Linked DNA regions of Homo sapiens: region 1 is linked to region 2. The links are chromatin contacts, found by Hi-C in ENCODE. All regions are on one chromosome and are shown on one strand. The core of a region is the stretch at or near the end of the contact, and the rest is flanking DNA. Distances in the headings are between cores, read along the strand shown.

The links. A loop is a pair of places that touch in the nucleus more often than their neighbours do. Pooled maps may share reads with other maps.
Region 1: a loop to region 2 is called in a pooled map, with 2.8 times the contacts of the local background. The contact joins the enhancer-like site here to the promoter of ADAMTS17 in region 2. A Hi-C loop is called at or near these places in 1 of 37 single-sample maps with no recorded cell type and 6 of 50 pooled maps.

Annotation. Positions count from the first base shown.
Region 1 is chr15:100,700,181-100,706,457 of GRCh38, reverse strand. No RefSeq gene overlaps it. Among named protein-coding and RNA genes, the nearest start is that of ASB7, 100 kb to the right of the region's middle. RefSeq lists enhancers at 2,751-3,020, 3,291-3,340, 3,401-3,500. Within about 2 kb of position 3,202, at least 5 of the 41 ENCODE cell types and tissues checked have a DNase peak (open chromatin) inside an H3K27ac peak, as active enhancers do.
Region 2 is chr15:100,340,115-100,345,853 of GRCh38, reverse strand. ADAMTS17 (ADAM metallopeptidase with thrombospondin type 1 motif 17) reads left to right here and starts at 3,879. Exons shown (of 22, transcript NM_139057.4): 1 at 3,879-4,033; 2 at 4,445-4,815. The coding sequence starts at 3,955. It overlaps SPATA41 (spermatogenesis associated 41), which reads left to right. Exons shown (of 2, transcript NR_028139.1): 2 at 227-1,397. RefSeq lists an enhancer at 5,027-5,545.

The DNA of each region.
Region 1 (6,277 bases), core at 1,953-4,452, 360 kb before region 2:
GTGAGCATTGGTAGCGCATGGACAGGGTGAGCATTGGTAGCGCATGGACAGGGTGAGCATTGGTAGCGCATGGACAGGGTGAGCATTGGTAGCGCATGGACAGGGTGAGCATTGGTAGCATATGGACAGGGTGAGCACCCAGTGTGGAAGGCATATGGTGGAGTGGCCAGCGTTATGAGGCCCTCAGACACTGCCTGGCCTAGGAAGGTCACTTTTGAATGAAGGGACCTTCACCCACCTCCAGAGAAGGCGGGGATCTCCGCTACATCTCTGGTGAGGAGATTGAGTGGGGGCCTCCACAGGGCTCCCCAGAACTCTTGCCAGCTCAGCTCTGAAAGCCCCAGTCACCAACAAGCTCTGGGGATGAAGCTGGGTGGCCGCTCACCCTGGCAGGGCCATGGCTCTAGCACCTTACTTATCTGCTGCCCAGAAGGTGCCGGCCCTCCCCTTCCTCATTCACCCTGTCGCCAAGAACTGAGGGCCGGCCAGAGCCTTCCCAGCACTTGCAAGATAAATGGGAGTGAGCAGACATTTCCGTAGCCCGACTCCCTTTCTGTGGCTGCCTGGTCCACTTCAAGGTCCGCAGACTCCACTCCAGAAGAGCAGCAGCGCGAAGAGAACTTCTCCTGACATGGAGGTGTGCAAAGGGTGCACCTACGACAGCTGCTCCAGGTCGCTGGGCTCCATGGTCTGTGTGAGCCTTAGCACTGGGAAGGCACGGAGGGCCCTTCACATTGACATTTTATCTCCATTAAAGATGGCAGAGGGATTCCTGTGATGAGGTTAGCTCATCACAACCATGAGTCCCCCTCTTCCCTCCCACACAGCTGGGCTCCCAAGATTTCAAGAGTGCCCATAGCCGGCGAGCCGCAGCCTGGGCACAAACAGCTGCTCAATAAAGACCTCCTGGCTGCTTCTTTATTCCCTATCGGCATGCCCAGCTTCCTCCTGGGACTCCCTCCCAAAGTAGGATTCTCTGATTATCTTTAGCTGACCTCTCTCCCAAGTTCCCCTGCGCTGTCTCTGGCCAGGATAACAGCATCACCACTTTCAGTTGCCTCAGCCAGAGATGTTGACTCCTCATAGCTTGTCCTCTCTGAGGCCCCTGGCTTCTGTCTCCCTATTTCCCTTGAGCCCTGCCGCATCTTTCCACGCAGAGAACCTCCCATCAGGCCTGCACTTGGCCTTGCCCTTAGCGTGATGATGGCCTTTGCTCTTGGCTCCGCTCTGGTGGGTTCTTTCCGTCCCATCCAACCTCCTCTCTGCCTCCAGAGCCCCAGGACAGCTTGAGAGCCTGTACCACCCGATGGTACACTGTTTGGACATGCATAGTCTGGCCTCTGCCTATTTGGCTTGACTTCCCCTGGCCAGCCTGCACCATCCTCTAAACATCCATGCCCTTCACCTCCTGCCTCAACCACACCAAGCCACTTTCTATCCCACACCAGGTAATGCTGTTTCCTACCATTGTACTTTTCACCACTACGTCCCTCCCTTTTGGAACACTCTTCTTCTAGTCCTCTAGCCCATGAACCCTTATTCATCCTCTGAGGCCCAACTCCAACATCGACTTCTGTGACATCAGCCTGAGTCACCCCACTCCTTCATGTCTTCTCCCAGAGCAGGTTGGAACCTCATCCACATTGGATTTATCACTTCCTATTGTAATCCTTTGTCAACCAGCCAGTCTCTCCCACAAGAGTCCCAAAAGTTCTCAAATGCCAGTGTGCACAAAATCACCTGCAGCATGATAAACAGCAGGTCACCTGGTTCCACGACCAAGATTCCAATCTGGGGCCCAGGAATGAACATTTTCATAAACATACCAGGTGATCTTCATGCAGGTGATCCTGGGGCCCCACACTAGATCTGCTGCTCTCATGGGTTCCAGGCTTGGGGAATCTTGTCTTCTTCAGGGGTAGGCGTCCCCAGCTCCAGCTCAGCGCCCATCACATGGAATAATAAATGAGAGACCTTGGCTCACAGCATGGCTTCCCCCCTTCTGCCAGCCAAATGGCTATGGCAGGCCCCACCGCTCCTCTGAGGTTCAAGGAAGACTTCCACCAGGCCCGGTTCACAGAGCTGTGAGGAGGATTTGGGAACATGAGAACCTCAGGCACAACATTTGGGCCCACTACATGATCAGTGAATATGGTTGAATCTATAGCAACATATGCTTCTTATAGTTTTCAAAATGTGCTGAGGCCTTACTCTAGTCATGTAATGGGATATCTGCTTACAAACAGTCATAGGAGTAAAAAAATCCCTTCGTCCCCTCCCTTCTTAGGAATCAATGGAGTTTACAATCTGTTCCGATTTCCCCCAGGTGTCAAAGGGAGGGGAGTGTTTCCAGCCTGCTGCGTGTCCCCTGTGGTGGGGACAGGCCCTGGCGTGGGGTCCATGGGGAGCTGCAGTGGTCCTGGGCCTGTACACACTGGCCAGCAGAAATCACCTTTTTCCCACGCCCCTCCCAGAAGGTTTGAGGAACAGCAACGAGACTGGGGCTGGAACAGAGACTGAGTGAAGGCCAGAGCCATGGGAAAAAAGGCGGGGGAAGTATGGGGGGCTCAGGCCAGGACAGCCACTGGAGGGCGTGGGCAGAAGAATGCACTACCTGACTTCCACTATGAAACCATCACTGGCCGCTTTCTCGAGGCTGGAATACGGGGAGAAACAGGGAGGCTGCCTGAGAGCGCACATCATTCAGATGTGAATTGATGGTGCTTAGACAAAGGTGAGGGCAGCAAACCTGATGAGAAGCGGCAGTTCCAGAAAGATCAACAGGGTTTCCTGGCAATTGGATATGGGGTGTGAGAGAAGACAGAAGTCAATTTGAGTGGGTTTCTGTTGCTTGCAGCCAAAAGACTGAGTCCTGACACTGGGTTCCTCTGCTCTCCCCAGGAGCTGGAGGTGCTCTCTTCCAGCAGACTCCCCACTGGGCCCAAGGAAAGCCTGGTAAGATGCTCCCTCAGAAGTCACCCAGGGCCCCATGAGGAATTAGAAGTGACGACTAAGCCAAAGAATTGAGTGAGTGAGGATGTTTACACAGAGAAGCCCAGTCAGAAAGAACAAAAGGTGTGAATGAGAAATCCAGGAAATCGGCCATGAACCCAAGAGCTTGTTTGGGTTCAGCACACTTTCCCACACATTGTCAGCAGCTGCAAGGCCCATCCTCTGTGGCTGAAACTTCTCGGTGAAAGTGCCAGACCACACACATCAGCCTTTATGACTGTGCTGGTGTGGTGGAAGCAGTACTCACCTACCCTCTCTGTGAGCACTCCAGATTTCCCAGCCTCCCTTGTTATGAGGCCAGGTCATGTGACTAATTCTGACCAATGGACTGTGAGCACCAAAGATGGGTTTTACTTCCAGGACAAGCAGTAGGAGGCAGTGTGTGTCCTCCATCCCTCTCTTTCTGTGTTACAGTGACCTGGGGCAAAATGGACGTCTCCTGGATCCTTGAGTCACCACGTGGAGAAGAACTATTGACCACTCTTGCTGGGCCTTACAGGTGCAAGAAATAAACTTCTGCTTCTTACAAGGTTAATTTATTGCCAGAGCATGGCATGGCATAGCTGTGGCAAATACAACTGGGTAAGGACTTGGGCACCAATTTAAAACTACAATACAAGGGTAGGTCACATTCATATATTACTTTGCAGTTTAAAAGAGCTTTTGCTTATTCTCATTTGATACTCACCTGTTCTATGAACTAGGTAGGTCTATCTGAATATTTTCAAATGGACACCTTCTGACTGGCTTCAAAAGCAATGATAGAGAAATCAATAGATTTCCTTTGTAGAAAACAAAATGTAAAAGAAGACTTTTTAAATCATACTATTAAAAGTTAATATAGACATACAGACAAACTTACTAGGAGCAAGCAGGACCTACTGAGAAAGCTATGAACTCGACTGAGGGAAATAAAATTTTAACAAATACTGAGTTCTTGATTAGGAAGATTCAGTATCACAAATATAAAAACTCTTCCAAATTAACATATAAATGTAACATACTTTGAATCAAAACCCTCAGATGACTTTTTGAGAGGCTTGATAGTATGAATACGAAGTTTTTCTTGGAAAATGAAGAGGTGATAGTAGTTTAAACATTGTGTGTGGGAGAGGTCACGGTGCACTACTAGATAGATATTAAAACAAAGCTAACCCCAAACCACAACCATCAAGGTGGGCTCTAATGGAGAAATAAACATAACCACAAGATAGAATAGAAAGCCTGCAAACAGACTTCAGTACTTCTTATTCCAAAGGGATTCGAAGCCAAAGCTTAACAATTTTCAAACCCTCAAACTCTGGGGCATTCCATACATTGCCAGGGTAACAGTGGCTTATTATGGCAAAGATCCTCACTAGAACAGCCTGAGATGGAAAGGAAGGTGTGTTGAAATGTGTGTGTGACTTTGAAAAACTGCCTGCACACATATACATATTCCTGAAATGCAAAAAAATGATAAACAGTTCAAGATATTGCTTACTTCTGCAAGAGAAGAAAAAGAATGAAATCAGAAAGACTTCAAAGGTTCTTCAAAGACTTAATGATGTTCTATTTATTTTGCTGAGAGGTGGGTAGATGAGGGTTCATTATATTCTTCTTTTTTTTTTTTTTTTTTTTGAGATGGAGTCTCACTCTGTCGTCCAGGCTGGAGTACAGTGGTGCAGTCTTGGCTCGCTGCAACCTCTGCCCCCCAGGTTCAAGTGACTCTCTTGCCTCAACCTCCAGAGTAGCTGGGACTACAGGAACATGCCACCACACCCAGCTAATTTTTTGTATTTTCAGGAGAGACAGGGTTTTACCATGTTGGCGAGGCTGGTCTCGAACTCTTGACCTCAGGTTATCTGCCCACCTCAGCCTCTCAAAGTGCTAGGGTTACAGGCATAACCGTGCCCAGCCCATTATATTATTCTTTATTCCTTATGTAGACAATCTACACATTCTTTGTATGTATGAAATATTTCCTAATACATTTTAAAACCCCTGAGATGTATTGATATCCCTCCCAGGAAGATGTATCCACTCCGTCTTCAGTTACAAATCAATGAATTAATAAATGAATAGTAAAACGACAAAAGATCTTGAAGAATTATAACGTGAAGCATTATCCATGATTCACCATATTTTGCAAAAAAAAAAAAAAATTGGTGATGAAGATGAGGTCCAGTGCTTTCATAAAAACAAGTGAGGAAATAACTTCTAGTGTCATCCTATTCTTCCCCTAGTACTTTAACCTTCCTACCACACTGTACAAAAAAGACATAGACTTCCGATACAGCTGCAATCACCATTTAGAACTGTAATGGGAAAAAAACAATATTTTTTTTCCTTTTTTTTGAGATGGAGTCTCACCCTGCCACCCAGGCTAGAGTGCAGTGGCGCAATCTCAGCTCACTGCAACCTCTGCCTCCCAGGTTCAAGCAATTCTTCTGCCTCAGCCTCCCAAGCAGCTGGGACTACAGGTGTGTGCCACCACACCCAGCTAATTTTTGTATTTTTAGTAGACACAGGGTTTCACCATGTTGGCCAGGCTGGTTTTGAACTCCTGACCTGAAGTGATCCACCCACTTTGACTTCCCAAAGTGCTGGGATTACAGGCGTGAGCCACCATGCCTGGCCAAAAACAAAAACAAGTTTAAACAATTTTTAAACTCCCATAGAAATAGAAGATTATAAATTCTATATGGAAAAATCAACAAAAATTTATTGAAGGACATTTTTTAAAAGACATGAATAACTCCATGTTCCTCAATGGAAATGCTCATTTTTATAAAAGGCTCACGTCTCCCCAAAATAGTACACAAACTGAATAAATTGCCAACCAATATCTTAAAGGATTCCTATAGAATTTGCAAAATGGGTTCTATTTTAATTATATCTGAAAGAAGAGCCAGAGGTGTCTGAAAATAAGAAAATTGAAAGGTTATTGAGATATTGGATATCAAACTATTCTATAAAGTTTTAGTTATTAAAGCATTGTGGTATTATTGGCAATAGGATAGACAGATTGATGAAAAAAAAAAAAACCCAGCAAGTCTTGAAACGAACTCAATATATGGTAGAGGTGTCATTTCAAACCAGCAGAGACAGACTCAAATGTTCAATAAATGAAGGCTGGACCTTTAACTAGTATGATGGATTATTTGCTTAGGGCCCAGCCCAGTGGCTCACACCTGTAATCCCAGTAGTTTGGGAGGCTGAGGCAGGAGGATCAATTAAGCCCAGGAGTTCAAGACCAGCCCGAGCAACATAGTGAGATCCTGTC
Region 2 (5,739 bases), core at 2,630-5,129:
GCCCAGAGCCCAGGGTGGGGGATGGGAGTTGTCTATATGTGTGTCTGTTAGGGGTCGAGTTTGGCTGCATATAACAGACAACCCAAATAGCAACAGCTTAAAAGAGACAAGAGTATATTTTTTTTCTGATATAGCAAAAAGTGCAGAAGTAGACAGCTCAGGTCTGGCATGGTGACTCCAAGATGTCATCAGCAACCCAGAGTTCATTGATCTTTTTGCTTCCCAGGGGTCTGGCACTCTTCCTCATGCTTACGAGATGGCTGCTGGAATTCCAGGAATCACATGCAAATTCTAGTCAGGAGCAAAGAGGAAGAGACACAGTGAAAAGGGGTATACAGCGGCAGAAGGAAGCTCCTCAAATGAACTCTGCTAGAACTCTAGCCAGTAGCTTCTCCTTCTATCACAGTGGCCAGAACTGTGACAAGTGACCATCCTTAGGGGAAAAAAGATGCTGAGAAATGTGAATTTTGTTGCCACCTTACATTTTCAAAGGAGTTCCATTCGTAAGTACAGAACGCTCAGAGAAGAGGCAGCAGATCTAGGATATGGAGCAGCAGCTCTTAAGGGCACAGTGGGAAGGTTTCAAGACTGAGGAGGATCTTGGATTTGGGTAGGGGAAGGCAGTTCACAGTATTGTGGAGGAAATGCTGTGAAAGAGAAAGTGGAAGGCATGGAAGCTTAAACTTTTAATATGACTGGTGAATACAAGGATGAAGGGCAAAGGGAATTCAGACTCATGGTGGTCAGATTAAGACCTTCAGCGGCTCTGTCTCCCAGCCCCACATACCCACTTCCATGTTCTGCTCTTTACTGAAGCTGAAAGTCTGCAACCTTCATTCTCTGACTCCCTTACATTTTCTTAGGCTTCTTGCTAGCTTCTGCCAAAAAGAGGCCCTGGCAGGAGATTAGATGGCAGGAGGCAGAGGTAAGGATTCCATGTTAACAGGTGCTGGAAGTTGCTGGTGTGGCAATGAGAACTGGGCCCCGGTCAAGGCAGCACTACTTTGGTAGATCCAGAATCAACCATGATAACCGTGACAGTGTCTTCAACAGTGCAGCAGTAGACACAGGCCCCTGGTGCTGGAATCCAATACAGGGACAGGAGCAGCACGGAGTCACGGAACACCGTCTTGCCTTCATGTCACTTTACCATTTCTTCTTTCTCCCTCTTACTCTACCAGCTACCTGTGGAGATGTTGAACCTTTTATCTGTCGCTGTCTGCTTAGGAACAGAAGAAAAGGCAGCTGATTGCTTGACTCAGCTTTCAGCTTGATTTTTTTCCTTTGGCAGAGTGAATTGGGGTCCCAGGTGTTCATTTTCCTTTTGTAGTACCTTTCCTCAGCATGCAATTAATACAAAAAGAACAATAAACCTTAACAAAGTTTGGCTTGTATTATTCCAGACTTTCCTCTTGGATTTTATGTACACTTATCTGAATCCATGCAGATCATGTCATGTGTGTCTGTGTGTTTATACACATTTTTTTTTCGGTGTGCCTCATTCTGCAACTTGATTTTTTAAAAAATTCGATAACTGATCTTGGAGATCTGTCCATGTTGTTACATATATGAGATTTTTGTATTTCCTTTAATTAATGGTGTTCAAGTAGCCGTTTATGTAACGATGAACATTCAGGTTTTTGCAATTTTTTGCTCTTAATAAGGTGCCCTGGTGAACAAACATTCTTGTACATGTGCCAGAGTTTCTCTGGAGTAATTAACCAGCGTGGAATTACAGAGTTGTAGAATGTGTGCATTTTTAGTTTTATTAAAACTAAAAAGTAAAACTTTAATTTTACAGTTTGCCCAATTGTTCCTCAGAGTGGCTGTGCCAATTTATACTCTCCACCCCTAGGTAGGAGAGTGTCCTCTCTAATTCTTGATTTTTCTAAGCTCTTTAATTTTGGTTAGTTGGGAGATAAAATAGTATCTTTCTGTTTTAGTTTTCATGTCCCTATGGACTAATTTTAGCATTTGAGCATCTTGGATAGGTTCTTGATAGGTTGGTGATGGCTACTTCAGGCTGACTTGCGCTTGTGAGGTGGTGTGGCCCATACTCCATGGTTTTCAGTGGCAGGCCTTAGAAATGGCTCTTTTTGACAAAAAGATTCACTAAGAAACTTACTGTGATATCTTTAAAAAAATTAATATTTTGTGAGTACGTAGTAGGTGTATATGTTTACAAAATGTATATACATGAAATTTTTTGATATGGCCATACAATGAGTAATAATCCCATCAGGGTAAATGAGGTGTCCATCACCTCAATCACCAAGGTTTCTTGTGCTGCCAGAAAATGCTACTGAGCTGTCAGTCATCTGAGGTTGTTGACCTGGACAGAGGCAAGGGGGAGAAACACAGCCCCAGGCCTGGCCAAGAGCAGGACCTGTGCAGATGCCCCCAGAACTGTAGGTGCCAAGCAGTGAGGGCAGCCCCTTTTGTGGCAAGCCTCTGTGGAGGGTCACTGTTCAGCCTTGGGGTTCATTATATTTCGGGGAAGGTGGCCAGTGTTATAGATTCCTTCAGATGATATGTAATCCTGTGATGAATTTAGATTCCGAGGCTTCAAGCAGCATCCAGCGGGGAACTATAACCTTTCTGCTATGATAAAATGGAAAAGAGCAGGACAGGGAAGGGACGGGAAACCTGAGATTGGTTATGGTTACACTTAATTGTTTTTTTTGTTTTGTTTGGTTTTGTTTTGTTTTTTTGAGATGGAGTCTTGCTCTGTTGCCCAGGCTGGAGTGCAGTGGCACAATCTCGGCTCACTGCAACCTCCACCCCCCGGGTTCAAGCGATTCTTCTGCCTTAGCCTCCCGAGTAGCTGGGACTACAGGTGTGCGCCATCACGCCTGGCTAATTTTTGTATTTTTAGTAGAGACAGGGTTTCACCATATTGGCCAGGCTAGTCTGGAACCCCTGACTTCGTGACCCGCCCGCCTTGGCCTCCCAAAGTGCTGGGATTACAGGCATGAGCCTCTACAAGATGCTATTCAGCAAGCTAATGGAGTCACCTTCCCTGCAGACCTCAGTTATATTGTGGCAGGAAAGGATCAACTCATTCTGTTTCTGGGAGACTCACGTTCAAGGCTAGGCTTTGGGACTTTGTGCCTCCGTTTCCTAACCTGTAACACTGAGTCCTGCTTCCCTCGGGGCGGGGGGATCCTGCTGTTAATAAGAAGCACCAAGCCAGAAATCAGGATCACAAATTCTAGCCTCTGCTCCAACAGGAACTCTCTGGGTAACTTCAGCGTTTTTCCTTAAGCTCTCTCTCTTCCTCAGTTTTTCAGTCTGTAAGAGGGTGTGAGCATGCGTGTTGCACTGGCTCCTGTGGGATTAAAGAAGACAGGAGGTGTGAAGAGTTTGGATAAACGCCGCGGATATAGCCTTCAGGTGCTAACTCAGGTGTGCGGGAAAGTGGACTGGGAGTCTTTGCGGCCACAAACAACTAAAACCTAACTTCAGATGTAAAGATTATATGCAGTTTTGGATGAAACCGCTTGGCCGGGGCGATTTCCGCCCTACCTTCCCGGGAAACTGGGCAGCAGGCTGAGAGAGTTCCAAAATGAGGACAAGCTCTGAAGACCAGCCCCGCATCCTCCAGCTCTTCCAGGGTCCCACGGCTCCGGTCGGCTCCCGCGCGCCACCTGGTGCCGTGTCCCCGCCACTGCCCAGAAACCACGTGTAAGAAAGCGCTGACAACCTAACTACGCACTGTGGTTTCGACCCATCCCAACCAGTAGGGAAGGAGGAGGCGGGGCGGAGGAAAGCGAGGGCCCAATCCCCTCCCGCCTTCCGAGGGGAAGGCGGGGCTTGGGGTTTACCACGTTGGGTTTGTCCGCAGCGCTAATTACTTTTTCCAAAGGCTGGAGGGCTTCACTCCGGCTGGCGCCGCCGCCTAGCGCGCTCCTGCTTCGCCGCCACGGTCCGGGGGGGCTGCCGGTCCCGGGTACCATGTGTGACGGCGCCCTGCTGCCTCCGCTCGTCCTGCCCGTGCTGCTGCTGCTGGTTTGGGGACTGGACCCGGGCACAGGTAGCGCCCCCTCCCACAGCCCTCTTCACCCCGCGTCCTGCGGCTACCTTCCCTCTGCGTTCTCGCGGCGTCCTGGCGGCCCGGGGGCGGCGGCGGGACCGCTGACGGCGCCCGAGCGGAGGAGGCGCGGGCCGCGGCCGGAGTACGGGAATCGGGTGGCTCCGTGGCAGGCGCGCCGCCGCCGGGTCTCCGCTCGCCGATGCGCGGCGCCGTTCCGGGAGGTGCTCGCGCGGCTGCGCCGGAGACCCTCCCCGGGTGGCGCGGGCCAGCGTGGAGGTGCCGGGCGAGGGAAGGGAAGGCAGCGCCGGCTCCGGGTCGCGCTGTCCCCGCGCTGGCGCGGCTGGCGGCCAGCGGGAGGGCGGGCGTCCGGGCGGGCCCCGCCGCGCTGACGCGTCTCCTCTCTCCCCGCAGCTGTCGGCGACGCGGCGGCCGACGTGGAGGTGGTGCTCCCGTGGCGGGTGCGCCCCGACGACGTGCACCTGCCGCCGCTGCCCGCAGCCCCCGGGCCCCGACGGCGGCGACGCCCCCGCACGCCCCCAGCCGCCCCGCGCGCCCGGCCCGGAGAGCGCGCCCTGCTGCTGCACCTGCCGGCCTTCGGGCGCGACCTGTACCTTCAGCTGCGCCGCGACCTGCGCTTCCTGTCCCGAGGCTTCGAGGTGGAGGAGGCGGGCGCGGCCCGGCGCCGCGGCCGCCCCGCCGAGCTGTGCTTCTACTCGGGCCGTGTGCTCGGCCACCCCGGCTCCCTCGTCTCGCTCAGCGCCTGCGGCGCCGCCGGCGGCCTGGTACTGCCCGCGCCACCTCCGGGTCGGCCCGTCCGGTCTGTTGCGACGCAGAGTGGTCGCCGTGGAGGGTGGGGGTGGGGCGCCTCTGCTGGAAGTCCAGCCTCCAGGGGAACCGGAGGGAACCCCCTGCCTTTCCACCTCTCCCCATCCCCCACCCCGGCCTTCGGTACCCTCTATAGGCAAAGGGGGTGGGAGGGGCAGCATCCCAGTCCAGCGCCTCTGCAGCCCGTGGAACCCGCGCGGAGCTGGGGTTGCGTGGGGTATACGCCGCCCGCTCTAGGGAGCGCAGATCTGGCAGGGATGAAACTGTCAGGGCCCTGGACAGAGGCGCCTTGGCCCCAATGTAGAGAACACTGCATCTGCACCGCCGTGTCAAAGTGTATGTCACGGGAGTACCTGTGTACGTGTAGGTGTTATGTTCTTGGACTTGGAGGTGGGGGAGTGGGCATTCACCTCCCTTCCTTTTGAGTCTTCTCTCTGTACCTGGAACAGGAAGTTTGGAGAGGTACCCAGACAGGCCACGGCTCACCCCACTCTTCCTAGCTGAAACGTAAGAAACAGGAGAGAAAGGGTGTTTGTCTTTGCTTCCTTATACTATTAGTAGGCATTTATCTGGTGCCCACCCCCAACCAGGCCTGAGGGGTGTTTACATTGGTGATAAACCCTATTCCTGCCCCCAGGAGCTCCCTTGCTGTGGCAGTAACTTCCCTGCCCCGAAGTTCCTGGCCTGTTGCATTTGAGGCACCCGGAACAGGTGCTCCCAGGGGGAGGGGGGGTTCTTGTGTGCACTTGCCCTGCCTGCGCGCACACTTGATCATGTGGCTACACTGGCGCCCAGACGAGCACTCAGCTTCTCCATCGTGCCCCGAAAGCCGCACACATGGCCGGCAGATGGGCTGCCCCCAGCGAAGCTTGGTATGGACC